Regions from separate parts of the Homo sapiens genome. Here region 1 is linked to region 2. Evidence: read pairs that join two places in POLR2A ChIA-PET (ENCODE). Cell type or tissue: OCI-LY7. All regions are shown on one strand.

Evidence for each region. Peaks named below come from ENCODE experiments on the same cell type or tissue, not always from the same donor. Only the 100,000 strongest peaks of a DNase experiment are listed, where the experiment ranks them.
Region 1: POLR2A ChIA-PET joins it to region 2 with 15 read pairs; 5 of 35 experiments call an interaction of 5 or more read pairs at or near these places.

Annotation. Positions count from the first base shown.
Region 1 is chr3:113,618,740-113,622,739 of GRCh38, reverse strand. It overlaps SIDT1 (SID1 transmembrane family member 1), which reads right to left. Exons shown (of 25, transcript NM_017699.3): 21 at 3,014-3,060. LOC124909410 (a long non-coding RNA gene) reads left to right here. Exons shown (of 2, transcript XR_007096007.1): 1 at 1-2,063. Among named protein-coding and RNA genes, the nearest start is that of MIR4446, 26 kb to the right of the region's middle. In OCI-LY7, no CTCF peak of the experiment used is centred here; no DNase peak of the experiment used is centred here.
Region 2 is chr3:113,540,552-113,544,551 of GRCh38, reverse strand. All of the region lies in intron 1 of SIDT1 (SID1 transmembrane family member 1), which reads right to left. Among named protein-coding and RNA genes, the nearest start is that of SIDT1, 10 kb to the right of the region's middle. In OCI-LY7, no CTCF peak of the experiment used is centred here; no DNase peak of the experiment used is centred here.

The sequences.
Region 1 (4,000 bases), 78 kb before region 2:
AATAAATAAATACTTTCAGACATTGAGCTTATGTTTTTCATTTAAGATTAGTTCCTTAGAATAGAAGCAAAATCATCTCCATGATTGGCTTGACACACATTACCAAATTTTTGCTAGCTGTCCATGGTTTTAAAATTAATGCTAAAGTTAATTTTGGTTGGACTCAGCTTTAATTTTGTTCCAAATTTCTATTCAGTTATAATATGTCCTTTATTACATAATTCTTTCTTATCTCTTTGTTTTGAAATAGTTTTTTTTTTTTTTTTTTTTTTTTTTGAGATGGAGTCTCACTGTGTTGCCCAGGCTGGAGTGCAGTGGCACCATCTCGGCTCACTGCAACCTCCACCCCTCCAAGTTTAAGCAATTCTCTGCCACAGCCTCTGGAGTAGCTGGGATTACAGACGCATGCCACCACGCCCAGCTAATTTTTTGTATTTTTAGTAGAGACGGGGTTTCACCATCTTGGCCAGGCTGGTCTTGAACTCCTGATCTCGTGATCCACCTGCCTCGGCCTCCCAAAGTGCTGGGATTACAGGCGTGAGCCACCGCGCCCGGCCTGAAATAGTTTTTGATGAATACACATCCACATATATATTTTTTAAAATCTCAATATCTCTATCTAGTTGGGTTTCTGTCCTCCATTCGGATTCACTGATTCATATTTCTAATTTCTAATTTTAGATCGGTGCCTCACTATTTTATTATTATTTTATAATATGCTAGATTATCTGATTAGGCTAGCCTGCACTGTTCCATTTGGTAGCCACATATGGCTATTAAAATTAAATAAAATTGAAAATCTACTTCCTCAGTCACACTAGCCACATTTCAAGTCTGCAATATCTATGTGCTAATAGTTACTGTATTGGACCGTACGTGTGAAACAATTACATCACTCCAGAGAGTTCTAATGGACAATGCTGGGCTAGTCACCTCTGCTCCTCCTTGCTTCTGTTAATCTCTTTTTCAAAGATCTTTGAAATTTTTGCCTAACTAGCAAATAAATTTTAGAATAAAACCTTATTAACTTAATTACTATTCTAACTCTAAATGTTTACATTACCTTGAGAAAGGATACCTTTGCAGTAGTTAATCTTTCCATCCAGGACCTGACGTCTCTCTTCATTTAGCTAAATTTTCCTTATGGCTTCTAATAAGATAATTACATTTTCTACAGAAAGATTGTGTACATCTCTCAAAATTTATTCCTAAGTATTTAAAGTGTAAAGTACTATTAATGGACTCTCTTTGTTCATTTTGAATTCCAACTGACTTCGTTCTTTTTTTTTTTCTTTTTTTTTGAGAGAGGGTCTCACCATGTTGCCCAGACTGGTCTCAAACTCCTGGGCTCAAGCAATCCTCCTGCCTCGGCCTCCCAAAGTGTTGTGATTCTAAGTGTGAGCCACTGCACCTGGCCTCCCTCAAGTGACTTTGTTCTGTATAATGCAGAAAATTTTCTTCTCCCAGATTTTGAAATCTTTAGTATACCAGGCAACTCTTGTACATCCTTCCTTCAGATTCTCTAGTTATTAGCGTTTTGTTACATTTGCTTTGTCATTTTCTCTCTGTCTCTCTCTCTATATGCATATGTATGTACATACATCTCTATGCCTATATATAACTCAGGACCATACGAAAGTAATTCTTTTTAAAATATCATTCATGGGAAATCATTCCATGTCTTTATGAAGCAACTGGGAAGGAGGTAGCCCACTATCAGATAATCACGGTGTAAGTCTGTCATTGCACCTCCATCCCTAGAGGCCCTTTTGTTCCACAGAGCTGTCTGTGAAGAGAGGCCATTTGCCTTGTCTTGTGAGCAGATCGTGGATGTGGTTTTGCTTATGTGAGAGACGGAGACAAGCCAAGTGATTCTGAGCCCCTGGAATCATAGTCAAAGGTTGGTCATTATCAAGAGGTTGGTCCCTTTTCTCCTCCCATTGCCCTCTCTTTCAGGACCACCAGGACTGTGGAGTCTGCTAGAAGGGTGGTCAAGAAGAGACCACTGCCCAAGAATCCTCTCATCTTGACCTGCCCCCAAGTAAAGGAGGAATCGTTAAATGGTATACATCTTATCCTGAGGCAATCCCTGGGGTGACAACATGGGAAGCTTCTTCCAGAAGCACATGCCCCCCAGATAGGACTCAGATTCTCATGACTTGATTCTGGCCTCCTCTGAAGGCATGCCTCTTCATTCCTTACTGTTCACTGGGATTACAGAATCATTTTTTTTTTTTTAATCACAGGCCACTGACCCTGAGGAGCTCATCATCTAGGAGCTACAAATAAAAGCAGTTAAACTTACTTATGGTTTGAGTGATCAATAAAATATTTTACTCATTCAACTGTATAAGAGGATAGATTGCATAAAATAATGGTGGCTAGCAAAAATACACATCTGTTGTACTGTTCTATTTTGAGCCATTTGAGGAACAAAGGCCATGGGGAAAGAGGAAGAAGAATGATGTAGGTAGAAAGAAAGAGACTGGAGGGAAAGAAATAAAAGAGGGACTTGCACACACACACACACACACACACACACACACATTTAGTAAAAGAAAAATTTCTACAGAAAAGAAGGCCTACTGGGTAGTCTTTATGAAAATTCTGTGAAAGAGTTTAAAGCTATGTTGGATGTTTGCAATCAGTGGTATAATTATCTATCTATCTATCTATCTATCTATTTATCTATCATCTATCTATCTATCTATCTAACCATTCAACTATCCATCCATCTGTCCATCCCATCTTTCTATCCAATGTATCCACATAGACTTAACAAGTTTTGATGTTTGTCTTGTTGAACAAATGAACTCAATGCATCAGTGTTTTAAGAGAGGCTACAATTGCTACACGAGAATGTCCTACTACCTTTTTTTGAGTCTCTAGAACAAGCAGTCCTACCTTCTCCTTAATTTCAGATTTCTTTGTAAAAATGACAGTCAAGGAAAGCTAAACCACAGTGTTACTGACATTAATAAAGGCAAAAACATGTTTTCATAAGACTACTTACAAGGACCAGTTAACCAGATTCCCCACAACCAGCAACACCATTCTATCCTGGAAAAGAGGAAAGAAAACATCAAATGAGAGGCTGCACAGCCTACTTTTCTTTTAACCTACTGTGTAGAAGTATCAACTATGGGAAAACAATTGCATTGGTGAAAATAATTTTCTGTGGTTCTAAGAGTGCCTTGCCTATGATCTGACACTAATCGTATACAAAGACTAAATGGCAAGGCTTTTAACTGCAAATAGACCTGACTTCATCCCTGAGAAAGAAAATGTGGTGAGCAAAGCAGGACTCTATTTCTTCCCAGTGTTTAGTGGAGCTGGGCCCATGGGCCCATTTCTCAGTGGAGAGGCTGGTGGTATGTGTTGATTACAGAATTGAGAGAATTCTGTCACTGGTACTATGTAATTGAGCACTGTTTTTCTGGGGTGTACTACTTGGTAGCCACTATTGCAACTCTCAGGCCCCAGCTGTAGGGAGTTAATTTTGTACCCATTACTCTGGTTTCAAGGTGGTCCTGAAACTCACAGGTTCCTGTGTCTACAATATAGACTCTTGTAGGGGAGAAAATAGGGAGAAAAGGTCAATTTTAAAGGACAATAGGCCGGGTGTGGTGGCTCACGCCTATAATCCCAGCAATTTGGGAGGCTAAGGCGGGCAGATTACCTGAGGTCAGGAGTTTGAAACCAGCCTGGCTGACATGGTGAAAGCCTGTCTCTACTAAAAATACAAAAATTGGCCAGGTGTGGTGGCACACAACTGTAGTCCTAGCTTCTTGAGAGGCTGAGGCCCGAGAAGATTTTGAACCTGGGAGGCAGAGGTTGCAGTGAGCCGAGATTTTGCCACTGCACTCCAGCCTGGGTGATAGAGCAAGACTCTGTCCCAAAATAAATAAACAAACAAACAAATAAATGACAATTACTCTGACAGAGATTTATTCACAATCTGTCCCTGTTCTTTGCATACTACTTAAAACTTCTAGGAGAG
Region 2 (4,000 bases):
AAGACAAAGAAAGAACAAAGAAATGTTCCAGATTAAGATTAAAGTAAAGACTCATGATAACTGTCCTTGCGTGGTAGCTCACACCTGTAATCCCAGCACTTTGGGAGGCCGAGCTGGGTGGATCACAAGGTCAGGAGATCGAGACCATCCTGGCCAATATGGTGAAACCCCAGTCTCTACTAAAATACAAAAAATTAGCTGGGCGTGGTTGTGTGCGCCTGTAGTCCCAGCTACTTGGGAGGCTGAGGCAGGGGACTAGCTTGAACCTGGGAGATGCAGATTGCAGTGAGCCGAGATCATGCCACTGCACTCCATCCTGGCGACAGAGGGAGACTCCATTTAAACAAACAAACAAACAAACAAACAAACAAACAAACAAAAAGACTCATGATAATTAAATGCAATGTGTGTTCTTGGATTGGATCCTGGACCAAAAGGGGAAAATTAAAAAAACAAAACAAAACAAAACAAAAAACCTTTTTTCATTAAAAGACATTATTGGAAAATTGGTGAAATTTGACTAAGTTATATAAAATAGTAGCAGTTTATACAGGTTAATTTTGTGATTTGGATAACTGTTCAATGGCTATATAAGAAAAAGCCCTTATTCAAAAGAAATATACACTGAAGTACTTAGGGACAAAAGAAAGAGCAGCATGTCTGCAACTTACTCTCAATTGTTTCAGGAAAAAATAATTTGCTTATAGGGAGAATGAATAATAAAGCAAATTGGACAAAATGTTAATGATTGGGAAACATGAGAGAAGGGCATATTGGTGTTCTTTATACTGTTCTTACTTTCTTGTAAGTTTGAAGTTATTTCAAAATTTAAAGTTACAGAAAAAGAAGCAATAAATAGAGAATTCTGTGAAGATAGTGTCAATAGCAGCATAGATTTTTTAATCTTTCTGAATATCCCCTGTGAAAACAGAGCAACTGGGATACAGAACCAACATTCTGGGGAAAACATCTAAAAAAAACCCCCAAGTTGACGAGGTATCCCCACTAACCCCGAAACATGAGTGGGTGGGAGCAAGTTATCAACAGCTTCAGCACCTCCATAGTAGTGGCAATTGTGTGGGTAGAAGCAGACGAAAGGCATGGAGCTCTGATGGCTCTGAGGATCAGAGAACCCCAAAATCCTTCAAAAAGTGCTCAGTGAGAAGACTGCAGGGCCAATCTGAGAACGGCAATTAAAACTGAGGAGGGTTTTGTAGGCTCCAATTTTTGGGTAAGTGTAAGGATGCTTCAGGAAGTACAGAACATTCTGGAACAGTGTTGGCCTCATGAATTCTCAAAACTAACTAATTGGGCTGGGCGTGGTGGCTCACACCTGTAATCTCAGCATTTTGGGAGGCTGAGGCAGATGGATCACCTGAGTTCAGGAGTTGGAGACCAACCTGGCCAAAATGGTGAAACCCTGTCTCTCCTAAAAATACAAAAATTAGCTGGGCATGGTGGTGCATGCCTGTAGTTCCAGCTATTTGGGAGGCAGAGGCAGGAGAATCGCTTGAACCTGGGAGGTCGAGTTGCAGTGAGCCAAGATCGCGCCACTGCACTCCAGCCTGGGTGACAGAGTGAGACTCCATCTGAAAAACAAACAAACAAACAAACACACACACACACACACACACACACACACACACACAACCAAGCAAAAACTAATTAAAAGTCTCTTCCTAGAAAAAGCCCTGCCTGAGGAAAAACTATGGGAGTGCAATCCAAATTGAGAAGGATGGAGAATATAGGGGCAAAAGGAAGAGAAAATCTCCATAAAATGAAAGAAGGAAGCTATGGAAGCAGATCTCAGAAAGAAAATCATGTTTTGATCACTTCACAAACACAACAGAAGAATGCTAGGAAAGCTACCCAGATCTTCCCTTCCCTTCTAAAGGTAAGAAATACTAATCTAATGTAAACACTTGAGCAATAGATAAGGATTGCAGTTATGTTCCATACAAAGTCACTGTAAGTAAAAAAAGTAAGAAGCAGAAAACATTATTTCAAATGGTGAACAAGTCATGTCTATAAAACATTAAGAATATAATAAATATCGTGATAATGTCTTAAGGAAAATAGAAGATGAAAAGGAAAAAACTTTAAATTCAGACAGCATATTTAAAAAGATATAAAGTAATTCTGGAAAAATAGTTATAGAAAACCCCAAAGAAGGGCCAACATAAGTAAAAAGAGAATCCCTAAATAAGATAATCAGGTATTGGAACAAACTAATACTAAAAACTCTAAGAAAAATTTTCAGACATAAAAAATTACTGAAGCTACATATTCAAAAGTTACATCACATACCTGGGAAAAACTGACCTACTAATGCCAAGTGTGGTGGCTTACACCTGTAATCCCAAGACTGTGGGAGTCTGAGGCAGGTGGATCTCCTGAGGTCAGGAGTTTGAGAACAGCCTGGCCCACATGGTGAAAACCCGTCTGTACTAAAATACAAAAATTAGCTGGGCGTGGTGGCACGCACCTGTAATCCCAGCTACTGGGGAGGCTGAGGCAGGTGAATTGCTTGAACCTGGGAGGCAGAGGTTGCAGTGAGTCAAGATCGTGCCATTGCACTCCAACCTGGGTGACAGAACAAGACTCCATCTAAAAAAAAAAAAAAAAAGAAAGAAAAAGAAAAATTGACCTACTAGATAAAGTCTGGTAAAACTACTGGATTTTAAAGAAAAAAGTCTTTCAGGAATCCAGGTAGTAAAGTTACTTATAAGGGAAGGAAAAAAATTTTATTTTCACTTTTGCCAGAAGACAAAGGAGTAACATATTGAAAAAGCAGAGAAAAAAAATGTGAGACAAGGATTTTATATCCAGCTAAACAGACCTTCAAGTACAAAGGCTACATATAGGCTGTTATAAACATGAAAGTGAGAATATGGTTCTCGTGAGTCCTCCCTGAAGTCTCAGATTGGTGCAAAAGTAATTGTGGGTTTTTCTATTACTTTTAATTGTAAAAACTGCAATTACTTTTGCACCAACCCAATATTCCCTGGAGAATAAAATTTAGACAATCGAAATGATTGGATGACATTAACATAAGGACTAGAACTTTAAATATATATGTACTGGCCGGGCCCGGAGGCTGACGCCTGTAATCTCAGCACTTTGGAAGACCGAGGTGGGCGGATCACTTGTGCTCAGGAGTTCAAGACCAGCCTGGGCAACATGGTAAGACCCCTTCTCTACTAAAAATACAAAAACTAGCTGGGTGTGGTGGCAGGTGCCTGTAATCCCAGCTACTCATGAGGCTGAAGCAGGGGAATTTCTTGAACCCGGGAGGCAGAGGTTGCAGTGAGCAGAGATCATACCATTGCACTCCAGCCTGGGTGACAGAGAGAAATGTCATCAGGCAAGACTCCATCTCAAAATATGTGTGTGTGTGTGTGTGTGTGTATGTGTGTGTATATATATATATATATATATATTAGAACTAAGACTGACAGTTGGTTAGAAGGAAGACAATATAGCTCGTAATGGCTATATACTCTAACAATGCAAATACAACTTACCAAAAATGGAGGATGAATGGAGAGAATATCTGATAGAATAAGTTCATTACTTTCTTTAAGGGTATTAACTAGTTATTTAGATTTTGTCTAAATTAGTCATCTTATTGAAGAAAGAGAGGGTGAAGGTATCAGCTAATTTCAATATTGCTTATCACTGAGGATGAATAGACAATAGACAAAAATAGGGGAGACTAAGGGCATTATAAAATGTATTAGTACAAAGGAAACCATTAGAACAAAGACAAAAACTTTGTTTAAAAAAACAATTTATTTTATACCTTATAAATTTTTTAATGGTTACTTGTAGAGGAAGAGAGGGAAGGGGGTACAGAAGACAAGGACAGAAGCTATGCTTTGAATATCCCATGTTTTGCAGATTTTTGTTTTTAATTTTCAAACAAAATTAAGATGCAATATCTAAAATTCAGAAGTAAAATGAAACAATGAGCCTAACAAGTTGACAGCACTAACAGGGT